2 separate regions of the Homo sapiens genome follow, and region 2 is linked to region 1. A link is an interaction called in ENCODE POLR2A ChIA-PET data of the cell type or tissue named here. Cell type or tissue: OCI-LY7. All regions are shown on one strand. Links, peaks and the distances in the headings refer to the core of each region. The heading gives the core; the rest is flanking DNA. Region 1 has its middle 31 kb from the start of IPPK. Region 2 overlaps BICD2 (BICD cargo adaptor 2).

What was found. ChIA-PET counts read pairs that join two places held together with the same protein. Peaks named below come from ENCODE experiments on the same cell type or tissue, not always from the same donor. Only the 100,000 strongest peaks of a DNase experiment are listed, where the experiment ranks them.
Region 2: POLR2A ChIA-PET joins it to region 1 with 5 read pairs; 8 of 35 experiments call an interaction of 5 or more read pairs at or near these places.

The regions. Positions count from the first base shown.
Region 1 is chr9:92,698,223-92,703,600 of GRCh38, reverse strand. No RefSeq gene overlaps it. Among named protein-coding and RNA genes, the nearest start is that of IPPK, 31 kb to the right of the region's middle. RefSeq lists an enhancer at 5,269-5,378. In OCI-LY7, for the core only: no CTCF peak of the experiment used is centred there; no DNase peak of the experiment used is centred there.
Region 2 is chr9:92,755,763-92,761,140 of GRCh38, reverse strand. The region is part of intron 1 of BICD2 (BICD cargo adaptor 2); the gene reads left to right. Among named protein-coding and RNA genes, the nearest start is that of BICD2, 6.4 kb to the left of the region's middle. In OCI-LY7, for the core only: no CTCF peak of the experiment used is centred there; a DNase peak (open chromatin) is centred at 3,340; H3K4me3 peaks cover 781 bases; H3K27ac peaks cover 3,119 bases.

The DNA.
Region 1 (5,378 bases), core at 182-5,181:
GAGGCAGGAGAATGGTGTGAACCTGGGAGTTGGAGCTTGCAGTGAGCCGAGATTGCGCCACTGCACTCCAGCCTGGGTGACAGAGCGAGACTCCATCTCAAAAAAAACAAAAAGAAAAGAAAAGAAAAGAAAAAAGATGTAAAATGAATACACACCTACTTTAGGAAGGTAGGAAAAGAACAATTTTAGATCTATGGTAAGCAGAAGAAAAGAAAAAGTAGAGCAGAAATCAATGAAATTGGAAACAGGAAAAAAAAATCAATGAGACCCAAAGTTAGCTCTTTGAAAAGATTTTTTTTTTTTGAGAGTCTCGTTCTGTCAACCAGGCTGGAGTGCAGTCGCATGATCTCGACTCACTGCAAGCTCCGCCTCCTGGGTTCATGCCATTTTCCTGCCTCAGCCTACCCAGTAGCTGGGACTAAAGGCGCCCGCCACTATGCCTGGCTAATTTTTTTTTTTTTTTTTTTTTTTTTTTTTTTAGTAAAGATGGGGTTTCACCGTGTCAGCCAGGATGGTCTCGATCTCCTGACCTTGTGATCCGCCCGCCTCAGCCTCCCAGAGTGCTGGGGTTACCGGCGTGAGCCACCGCACCTGGCTGGTAAAAATTTTTTTTAAATGGAAAACTTCTATTCAAGCTAATTGAGAAAAAAGACAAACTACAAATGTCAGAAATGAACAAGGGGACATCCCTGCAGATCACATGGACATCAAAAGAATAATAAAGGAATACTATGAACAAGTCTGTGCCCACAAATTCAATAACCTACATGAAATAGACCCATTTTTTGAAAGACTGAATCTGCCAGAACACAAGAAGAAATAGATAATGGGCCTATATCTATTAAAAAAATTAAATCAGTAATCAATAACTTTCAGAACATAAGTGCAAGGCCCACATGGGTTTACCAGTGAATTCTACCACACTTTTTTTTTTTTTGAGACGGAGTTTCGCTCTTTATGCCCAGGCTGGAGTGCAGTGGCGCGATCTCGGCTCACTAGAACCTCCACCTCCTGGGTTCAAGTAATTCTCCTGCCTCAGCTTCCTGAGTAGCTGGGATTATAGGCACACACCACCACGCCCGGCTAATTTTTGTATTTTTAGTAGAGACAGCGTTTCACCATGTTGGGCCAGGCTGGTCTCAAACTCCTGACCTCAACTGATCTGCCCGTCTTGGCCTCTCAAAGTGTTGGGATTACAGGCGTGAGCCACCACGCCTGGCATCTACCACACATTTAAGGAAAAAATTATACCAATCCTCTACAGTCTGTTCCAGAAGATAGAAACAGAGGGGAAACTTCCTAACACTTTCTATGAAGCCAGCATTGTCCTATTACCAAAACCAGACAAAGACATTAACAGAAAAGAAAAGGACAAACCAGTATTTCTAATGAACAAAGATGCAAAAGTCCTCAACAAAATATTAGCAAATCAAATCCAAAAATGTGTAAAAAGAATTATGCTCTATGACCAAGGGGAATTTATCCCAGGTATGCAAAGCTGTATCAAAATTGGAAAATCAATTCATGTAATCCATCACATAAACAGGGTAAAGAAGAAAAATCACCCTATCCTATCAATAAATGCAGAAAAGGCATTTGACAAAATCCAACCCCATTTATGATTAAAAAGAAAAACTCTCAGCAAACTAGGAATAGAGGGGAACTTCTTCAATTTCATAAAAAGAACATCAGCAAAATACAACTAACATCATAATTAATGGTGAGAGACCTCAAGTTTTCCCATTAAGATGAGGAACAAAGGCAAGGATGTCCCCTGTCACCAGTTCTTTTCAGTATTCTACTGGAAATCCTAGCTAATGTGGTAAGACCCAAAAAAGGGGGAGAGGGGCTGGGGACACTGGCTCATGCCTGTAATCACAGTAGTTTGGGCAGATTGCTTCAACCCAGGAATTCGAGACCAGCCTGGGCAGCATAGTGAAACCCTGTCTCTACAAAAGATACAAAAATTATCTGGGCATGGTGGCACGCACCTGTAGTCCCACCATTGCACTTCAGCCTGGGTGACCCTGTCTCAACAAATAAATAAACAATAAGTAAATAAATGGTATCCAGATTGAGAAGGAAGAAATAAAACTGTCATATGCAGATGACATAATTGTTTATATAGAAAATCTGAAAGAATAAACAACAACAAAAACCCCCTGGAACTAATAAGCAATTATAGGCCAACAGTAGGATACAAGGTATATAAAAATCAATTGCTTTCCTATATACCAGCAATGGACAAGTGGAATTTGCAATTAAAAACATAACACCATTTACATTACTATCCCCCCAAATGAAATAATTAGGTATAAATCTAACAAAATATGTTAGATCTATATGAGGAAAGATCTATATGAGGAAAACTAGAAAACTGATTAAAGAAATCAGAAAAAAATACAGATCTTTTGTATTCATTGGTAGGAATACTCAGTATTGTCACAATGTCAATCTTTAACTTGATTTGTACAATCAATATAATCCCAATCAAAATCAGAGCAAGTTATTTTGTGGATATTGACGCACTAATTCTAAAGTTCATATGGAGAGAATAGACAACTCAATATTGAAGGAGAGGAACAAAGCTAAAGGCCTGATACTACATGTCTTAAAGACTATAAAACTACAGTAATCAAGATAGAATGGTCAGTGTGGTATTGGCAAAAGCATAGACAAACAGAATAGAGAGCCTAGAAATAGACCCACACAACTATAGTCAACTGATCTTTGAGAAAGGAACAAAGGAAGTATAGAAGAGAAAAGACAATCTTTTTAACAAATGGTGCTGGAACAACTGGTCTTCCACATGCAAAAAATGATTTTAGGCAAAGACCTCATATTCTTCATAAAGAATTACTCAACATGGATTACAGACCTAAATGCAAAATGCAGAACTGTACAACTCTTAGAAAATATAGAAAATCTAAATGACCTGGGGAATGGCAGTGACTTTTTTTTTTTTTTTTTTTGAGACAGGGTCTCATTTTGTCACGCAGGCTGTAGTACAGTGGCATAATCACAGCTCACTGCAACCTCTGCCTCCCAGGCTCAAGTGATTCTTACACCTCAGCCTCCTGAGTAGTTGGGACCACAGGTGTATGCCACCATGCCTGGCTAATTTTTGTATTTTTTGTAGAGGCAGGGTTTCACCACGTTGCCCAAGCTTGCCTCGAACTCCTGGCCTCAAGTGATCCACCTGCCTCAGACTCTTAAACTGCTGGGATTACAGGCCTGAGTCACTGTGCCTGGCTTGCTTTTTTTTTTTTTTTTTTTTGAGACAGGGTTGGCTCTTTCGCCTAGGCTATAGTACAGTGGCACAATCTCGGCTCACTGCAACCTCCATCTCCTGGGCTCAAGCCATCCTCCTGCCTCAGCCTCCTGAGTCTCTACAGGCCCACGCCACCGTGCCCAGCTAGTTTTTGTATTTTTTTGAAGAGATGGGGTTTCACCATGTTGCCCAGGCTGGTCTTGAACTCCTGAGCTTAAGCGATCCACCTGCCTAAGCCTCCCAAAGTGTTGGGATTACCGACATGAGCCACTGAGCCTGGCCACAATACATGGATGTTTTTCAATAAATATATTGGAAAATTTTTTTGGTGATTTGTGACAATTTGCAAAATCTCACAGGCAGACCATGTAGTTTAGAAATATTGAAAAACTTAAGTAAAAGATATGTCATGAATGCCTAAAATATATGCTGATATTAGTTTATTTTATAATTGACTACCATAAAATATACACAAACATAAACTTTACCAAAACGTATGCACACAAAGACTGTACATGGTGTCATTCAGTCAAGAGAAATATAAACAAACTTAAAGATGCAGTATTAAATCATAATGGCATAAGATTAACTGTAGTGCATACTGTACTATTGTAATAATTTCATAGCCACCTCCCTTTCTATTGCAGTGAACTTATGTGTTTTGATTGTCTGCTTAAAATGCCATCTGATGCTAATCACCTCTGTGTGAGCAGTTCATCTCTCCAGTAAAGTATCAGAGAAAAAAGTGGTCTTTCACAGTTTTCACATATTTCACATATTTTTCATCATGTTTGGTCCAATACCATAAACCTTGAATAACACCTTGAGACCCATATGAAATGCCACCAATGATGCTGAAAGTTCTCCCAAGAAGCAGAGAAAAGTCATGACGTTACAAGAAAAAGTTGAATTGCTTAATATGTACTATAGATTGAGGTCTGCGATTGCAGTTGCCCACCATAATGCTTCATCTTGCAAACAGACATTGTAAACTTATGGTATTGATAAATATTATACATTACTATAAATGTATTTTCTTTATAACCTTAATAACATTTTCTTTTCTCTAGATCACTTTATTGTAAGAATACAGCATATGACACATATAACAGAAAATATGTGTTAATCAACTGTTTATATTATCATTAAGGCTTCCAGTTAAGATTTCGAGGAGTCAAAAGTTGTATGTGGATTTTTAACTTGATTGCAGGGGCAGGGGTTGGCATCCCTAACTTCTGCATTGTTCAAGGGTCAGCTGTACATGGAAAATCCTGAAAAATATGCATGCCACAAGTGGGACATGCTACTGGTGCATGTGTGTGAGACCCACCACTGCCCTGCCTCTAGTGTGCACATGTGGGGACCCCTGTCACCCCATCAGTGCCCCATGGAATCACTTTTGCCAGCCCCCCTCCATAAGGGTGTTTTTGGCAGGAGACTGGGAAAACCTCAGCCCCACCAGTGCAGCAGATTCTTAACCTAGTGGGGCCAGAGAAAAAGGCTGCAGGTCTGGTCCCAGCACCCCCAGGTTTAGAGCACTCAGCCTGGGAGTGCAGAGCTGAGTCTTGGCCCCATGAAATCATCCAGAAACAAAGCCAATTGACTAAACCCAACTTATACCATAGTTCAACCCTCAAGCACATCAAAGAATATAAAAGCAAAAAGCTCCATTCAAAGGACAGCAGCTTCAAACATTAAGTGAACATCACCCCACACAGATGAGAAAGAACCAGTGGAAGAACTCTGGCAACTCTAACAGCCAGAACGTCTTCTTAACTCCAAACAACCATATTAGATCCCCAGCAATGGTCCTTAGTCAGACTGAAATAGCTGAAATGACATAGAATTCAGAATCTGGATGGCAATAAAGATCATTGAGATTCAGGAGGAAGGTGAAAGCCAATCCAAGGAATCTAAGGAATCCAACAAAATCATACAAGAGCTGAAAGATGAAATAGCCATTTTAGAAAGAATCAAACTGATCTAGAGCTGAAAAACTTGCTATAAGTTCATAATACAATCAGAAGTATTAACAGCAGAATAGACCAACCTGAGGAAAGAATCTCAGAGCTCACAGATTAGTTCTTCAAATCAACTCAGACAAAAA
Region 2 (5,378 bases), core at 252-5,251, 57 kb before region 1:
CCCTTTGTCTTAGAAGTCCCACCTGCCCTTCAAGCTTGGGTGTCTCTAAAATTCCCCTGCCTGCTGCCTTCTGGACTTGCTGAGCCCTGTTCCCAGCACCTGGGCAGCTGCAGGAAGTGGGGGCAATAGGGTGATTGGCAGAGGACCCTCCAGGAGGTTCCTCTGCAGAGTTACTGGGGGTGAGGCCCAGCCTCTTTGATTGTTTGCTTCCAGAGCAGGAAAAGTCCTGGTCTTGGTTAAAGCAAGTGTGGGATTCTCCCATTCGTCTGATAACCCCTGAGAACATTGTTGTGTCCATTTCTGAACAGAAGGCTGTTGGGAGCAAGGAGGCTCTGGGAGACCCAAGGGCCTTTCAGGGGGCTGGGTGGTGGCAGTGGTCTGCTGTTGGTATGAGGAAGCCTGGCTTGGGTGGGAGCTGGGGCCCTGTGAATACCTGAAGCACAGATGGGTCTGACAGTTGGGGAGAGGCAGCTATAGGCATCCAAAGATGATGACCATGTGGCTACACTGTTGTCACTAATTGTTGGGCAATTCTCTCCCCGCTGGGCCTCTCTTTCCCCACTTTTAGAATATGGGGCAGGGGGTCATGAAGGAATCTTTAGGGACCCTTACACTTTTAAAAATGTCTGAAACTCCCACATCGAGCCCTGGTGCTGTTTCTTCCTGTAGGGCCTGGCGACTGGGCACTTGTGTATCTCAATCATCCTGGGACCTGGCCAGGGAATCTGCCCAGCCCTAGGCATGCGGATGGTGTGCTCCAGGCCAGCCCTGCCAGCATGTGGAGGCGTGGACCTGGCCACCCTCCATGGGATTCAAGGCAGGCACAGCTGTGATGGAGCAGCTCGTCTTTGGGGATGCCAAGCGAGCATGCTTTGTGGCTTAGCAGGTGGATCCAGAGGAAGGCCAGGCCCAGTGCTGGGAGCCCCTGGGCCCCTGGGGGTGCCTGGCACCACCTGAGCAGGACCGACTGTATATGATGTCTGTCCCTGTGAACTCCATACTGACTCCACAGGGGGAGTCTGGGCCCTGCCTGGTCTCCCAGGAGCTTGCGGCCCTGGATGAGCCGCTGCCTGTCTGGGCCGTGATAGGTTAATGATGATGCCTGTTACCTTGGCCCAGTGCTCTGTGAGCCCCCAAGGTCAGGGAGTGGTGTCCCTGTGCCCTTGTGTCTGAGCATCCGGCCCAGGTCCATATAGGATTCCTGCTAGGTCTCCCCTGTCACTTAGGGACCACAGTCCCTTCCTTTGAGGGAGGAGATCAGTTTCTTCTTTGTCAGTTTTGGGCATCCCCCAGTCAGTCAGACCTGCTTCCCCACATAGGTGGACCAGATGAAACTGTTACACACATCGGGGGTAAGAAAGATTTGGTTTCTTCTCAGACAGTACACCAGCTGTTTGAGGTGGTGGTGGCTGGTGGCCAGGGCTGGCCAGGACTATGCAGGCTTTGACAGGTAAAGCATTGGCCTTAGACCCTGTGTTGTCCAGTGTTCAGAGTGTGGCCTCTGAAGCCGAACTCTGGAGCAGGAGAGGGCCCAATGTGGCTGCCTAGCTGCCTCCTTGGGCTCAAACCCTGCTGTCCCAAGCTGGGCTCTGCTCTGCTGTGGGAGGTGGATGGAGAGATGGGGACTGAGTGGCAGGCAGGCTCCCCTTGCCACCCTCAGAGCATTGCAGGCCAGGGTTAGGGTTAGGAGGAGGTCACTGGGGGCCCAGCTTCTTTTTTAGAAGCTACTGTGTTTTAAAAAATCATACATTCACTTTAAGAACAGCAGAAAGTGGAGAGAACAGTGTCAATAGGACCTGTGTAGATGGCGCAGGACAAATGTGGGGAGCACTGGGTGTTTCTCTCTGCCAGCTCTTCTTCCCTTGTGAGTGTGTGATGTGTACAAGACACCATCAAACACAGGGGAAAGGCTTTGTGCATCTGTAATAGTTGTTTTTTGTTAAAGTTAGTTTGTTGCTACTCTGAGATACATAAAAGCAGGTTTAATTCAAGTAGATAAAGACAGGAAGGTTTCTGTGGATCCAGAGGTTCTGTGGTACTTCTAACTTATACTGTTGTGTTACTATATGAAATAATTGTCATGGTTTGCTTTTTATAGTTGGCTTTTTACTTTTTAATTTATTATTATTATTATTTATTTATTTTGGTAGAGTCAGGGTCTCACTGTGTTGCCCAGGCTGCTCTTGAACTCCTGGGCTTGAGCGATCCTCCCGCCTTGGCCTGCAAAGTGTTGGGATTAGAGATGTGAGCTACCACGCCTGATCTATAGTTTGCTTTTTTTTTTTTGAGACGGAGTTTCGCTTTTGTTGCCCAGGCTGGAGTGCAATGGCGCGATCTTGGCTCACCACAACCTCCGCCTCCCAGGTTCCAGCGATTCTCCTGCCTCAGCCTCCCTAGTAGCTGGGATTATAGGCATGTGCCACCATGCCCGGCTAATTTTTTTTGTATTTTTAGTAGAGATGGGGTTTCTCCATGTTGGTCAGGCTGGTCTCGAACTCCTGACCTCAGGTGATCCGCCTGCCTTGGCCTCCCAAAGTGCTGGGATTACAGGCATGAGCCACCACGCCCAGCCTTTTTTTTTTTTTTTTTGAGACGGAGTCTTGTTATGTTGCCCAGGCTGGAGTACAGTAGCTCGATCTTGGCTCACTGTAACCTCTGCTTCCCGAGTTCAAGTGATTCTCATGCCTCAGCCTCCTGAGTAGCTGGGATTACAGGTGCGCGCCACCACACCTGGCTAATTTTTGTATTTTTAGTAGAGACGAGGTTTCTCCATGTTAGCCAGGCTGGTCTCGAACTCCTGACCTCGGGTGATCTGCCTGCCTCAGCCTCCCAAAGTGCTGGGATTACAGGCGTGAGCCACTGCGCCTGGCTGCTTTACTCATTATTTACTTATTTATTTATTTATTCATATTATTATTATTATTATTATTATTATTTGAGACAGAGTCTAGCTCTGTTGCCCAGCGTGGAGTGCAGTGGCACGATCTCGACTCACTGCAAACTCTGCCTTCCAGGTTCAAGCAATTCTCCTGCCTCAGCCTCCCGAGTAGCTGGGATTACAGGAGCCCACCACCACGCCCGGCTAATTTTTGTATTTTTAGTAGAGATGAGGTTTCACCATGTTGGTCAGACTGGTCTCAAACTGTTGACCTCAGATGATCCACTCGCCTCAGCCTCCCAAAGTGCTGGGATTACAGGCGTGAGCCACCGCGCCCAGCCTTTACTCATTTTTTAAAGCCACCTTCTTTGTTGGATGTTTCCACATAATCAAAGGTGGAGAGAGTAATAGAGTGAGTCCATGTATGCTCCTGCCCTGCACCTGCAGTTTGCAGCTGTGGCCGGTCTTGTTTCTACCGCAGTTCATCCTGTGTAGCTGTGTCTGTAAGTATATCAGTTGTTTTGCTAAGAAAATAGAATCTTTTCTTTTTTTTTTTGAGATGGAGTCTCACTCTGTCACCCAGGCTGGAGTACAATGGCGCGATCTCGGCTTACTGCAAGCTCCGCCTCCTGGGTTCACACCATTCTCCTGCCTCAGCTCCCCCCCGCCCCCCCGCAGTAGCTGGGACTATAGGCGCCTGCCACCATGCCCAGCTAATAGAAAATAGAATCTTTTCTTACAAAACTTAACCATTGTTGAACTTTCACACCTAAGAAACTAACAAAAATTCTTTAGTGTCATCTGTTGTCCAGTCAGTGTTTGGATTTCCCCAGTTTGGCTCATAAATTTCATTTTACAGTTACTTTGTTTCTTCAGAAGCCAAGCAGGATCTGCAGGTTGCATTTGGTTGAAGGCCTTCTCAATTTTTTTTTTTTTTTTTTTTTTTTTTTGGAGACAGTCTCGTTCTGTCGCCCAGGCTGGAGTGCAGTGGCGTGATCTTGGCTCACTGCAATCTCTGCCTCCTGTGTTCAAGCAACTCTCCTACCTCAGCCTCCAAAGTAGCTGGGACCATAGGTGCACACTGCCACACCTGGCTAATTTTTTGTATTTTAGTAGAGGCGGGGTTTCACCATGTTGCCCGGGCTGGTCTTGAATTCCTGAGTTCAGGCAATCAGTCTGCCTCGGCCCAGCAAGGTGCTAGGATTACAGACCTTGTCATTTTAAAGACAGCGCCATGTGTGGCCTGTCCTGTCCCCTTTCATACTGCACTGGCATTAGCCCTGGCTACTCTATTTTTATGCTGTGGAGGGTGCCGGTAGGCGGAGATTCCCACTTTATCTGCCCCTGCCAGACACCTTACTCTTGTCTTTCTCTTTTATTTCCTTTTTTTTTTTTTGAGACGGAGTCTCACTCTGTTGCCCAGGCTGTAGTGCAGTGGCGCGATGTCTGCTCACTGCAACCTCTGCCTCCCGGGTTCAAGCGATTCTCCTGCCTGAGCCTCCTGAGTAGCTGGGATTACAGGCGTGCACCACCACGTCTGGCTAACTTTTGTATTTTTAGTAGAGACAGGGTTTCATCCTGTTAGGCAGGTCTTGAACTCCTGACCTCATGATCTGCCTGCCTCGGCCTCCCAAAGTGCTGGGATTACAGGCGTGAGCCACTGTGCCTGGCCTCTCTTTTCTTTTTTAAAATATTAGCCAGGGGCCGGGCGCAGTGGCTCACGCCTGTAATCCCAGCACTTTGGGAGGCTGAGGCAGGCGGATCACGAGGTCAGCAGATCGAGACCATCCTGGCTAACACGGTGAAACCCCGTCTCTACTAAAAATACAAAAAATTAGCCGGGCTTGGTGGCAGGCACCTGTAGTCCCAGCTACTTGGGAGGCTGAGGCAGGAGAATGGCATGAACCCGGGAGGCGGAGCTTGCAGTGAGCCGAGATCGTGCCACTGCACTCCAGCCTGGGCAACAGAGCGAGACTCCGTCTCAGACAAAAAAAAAAAAAAAGTAGCCAGGGTGCCTCCTTCAGCTGATGCATCATGGCTTGGCTCTTGCATTGCTGCATTGTCATCACCTATTCTGGTTCATCTGTCGCCCCAGCCTTTACTGTGGAGCTCTGCCCACCTGAGGTGATGTTGTCATCTAGTGGGTGTAGATGCCAAGCCCTTCTAAACCAGAAGGGAGGAACTAGTATTGTCACTGTCCTACCATTGAGGGTGCTGAGGTCATAGTGAGGACCACTCATACTCTTACTAGCATGGCAGTGGACTCAGCCATTCTTGGCTTGACTTCTGTGACCTGGAGCCAGTCTCTCCCCTCTCTGGGCCTCAGTTTCCTTGTTTTAGGCCAGTGCATTCCTGACGCCCTTGGAGGTGGATCAATTTCTCCCTCTAGTGACAGCATCATGGCGGGCTCAGGCCCAGGACGCAGCTGCTTTGCAGGCATGTGTTGCCTGCTGCCTGGGCTCCCCATCTGCTTTGCTCTGCCCTTCTTCCTCACACCCAT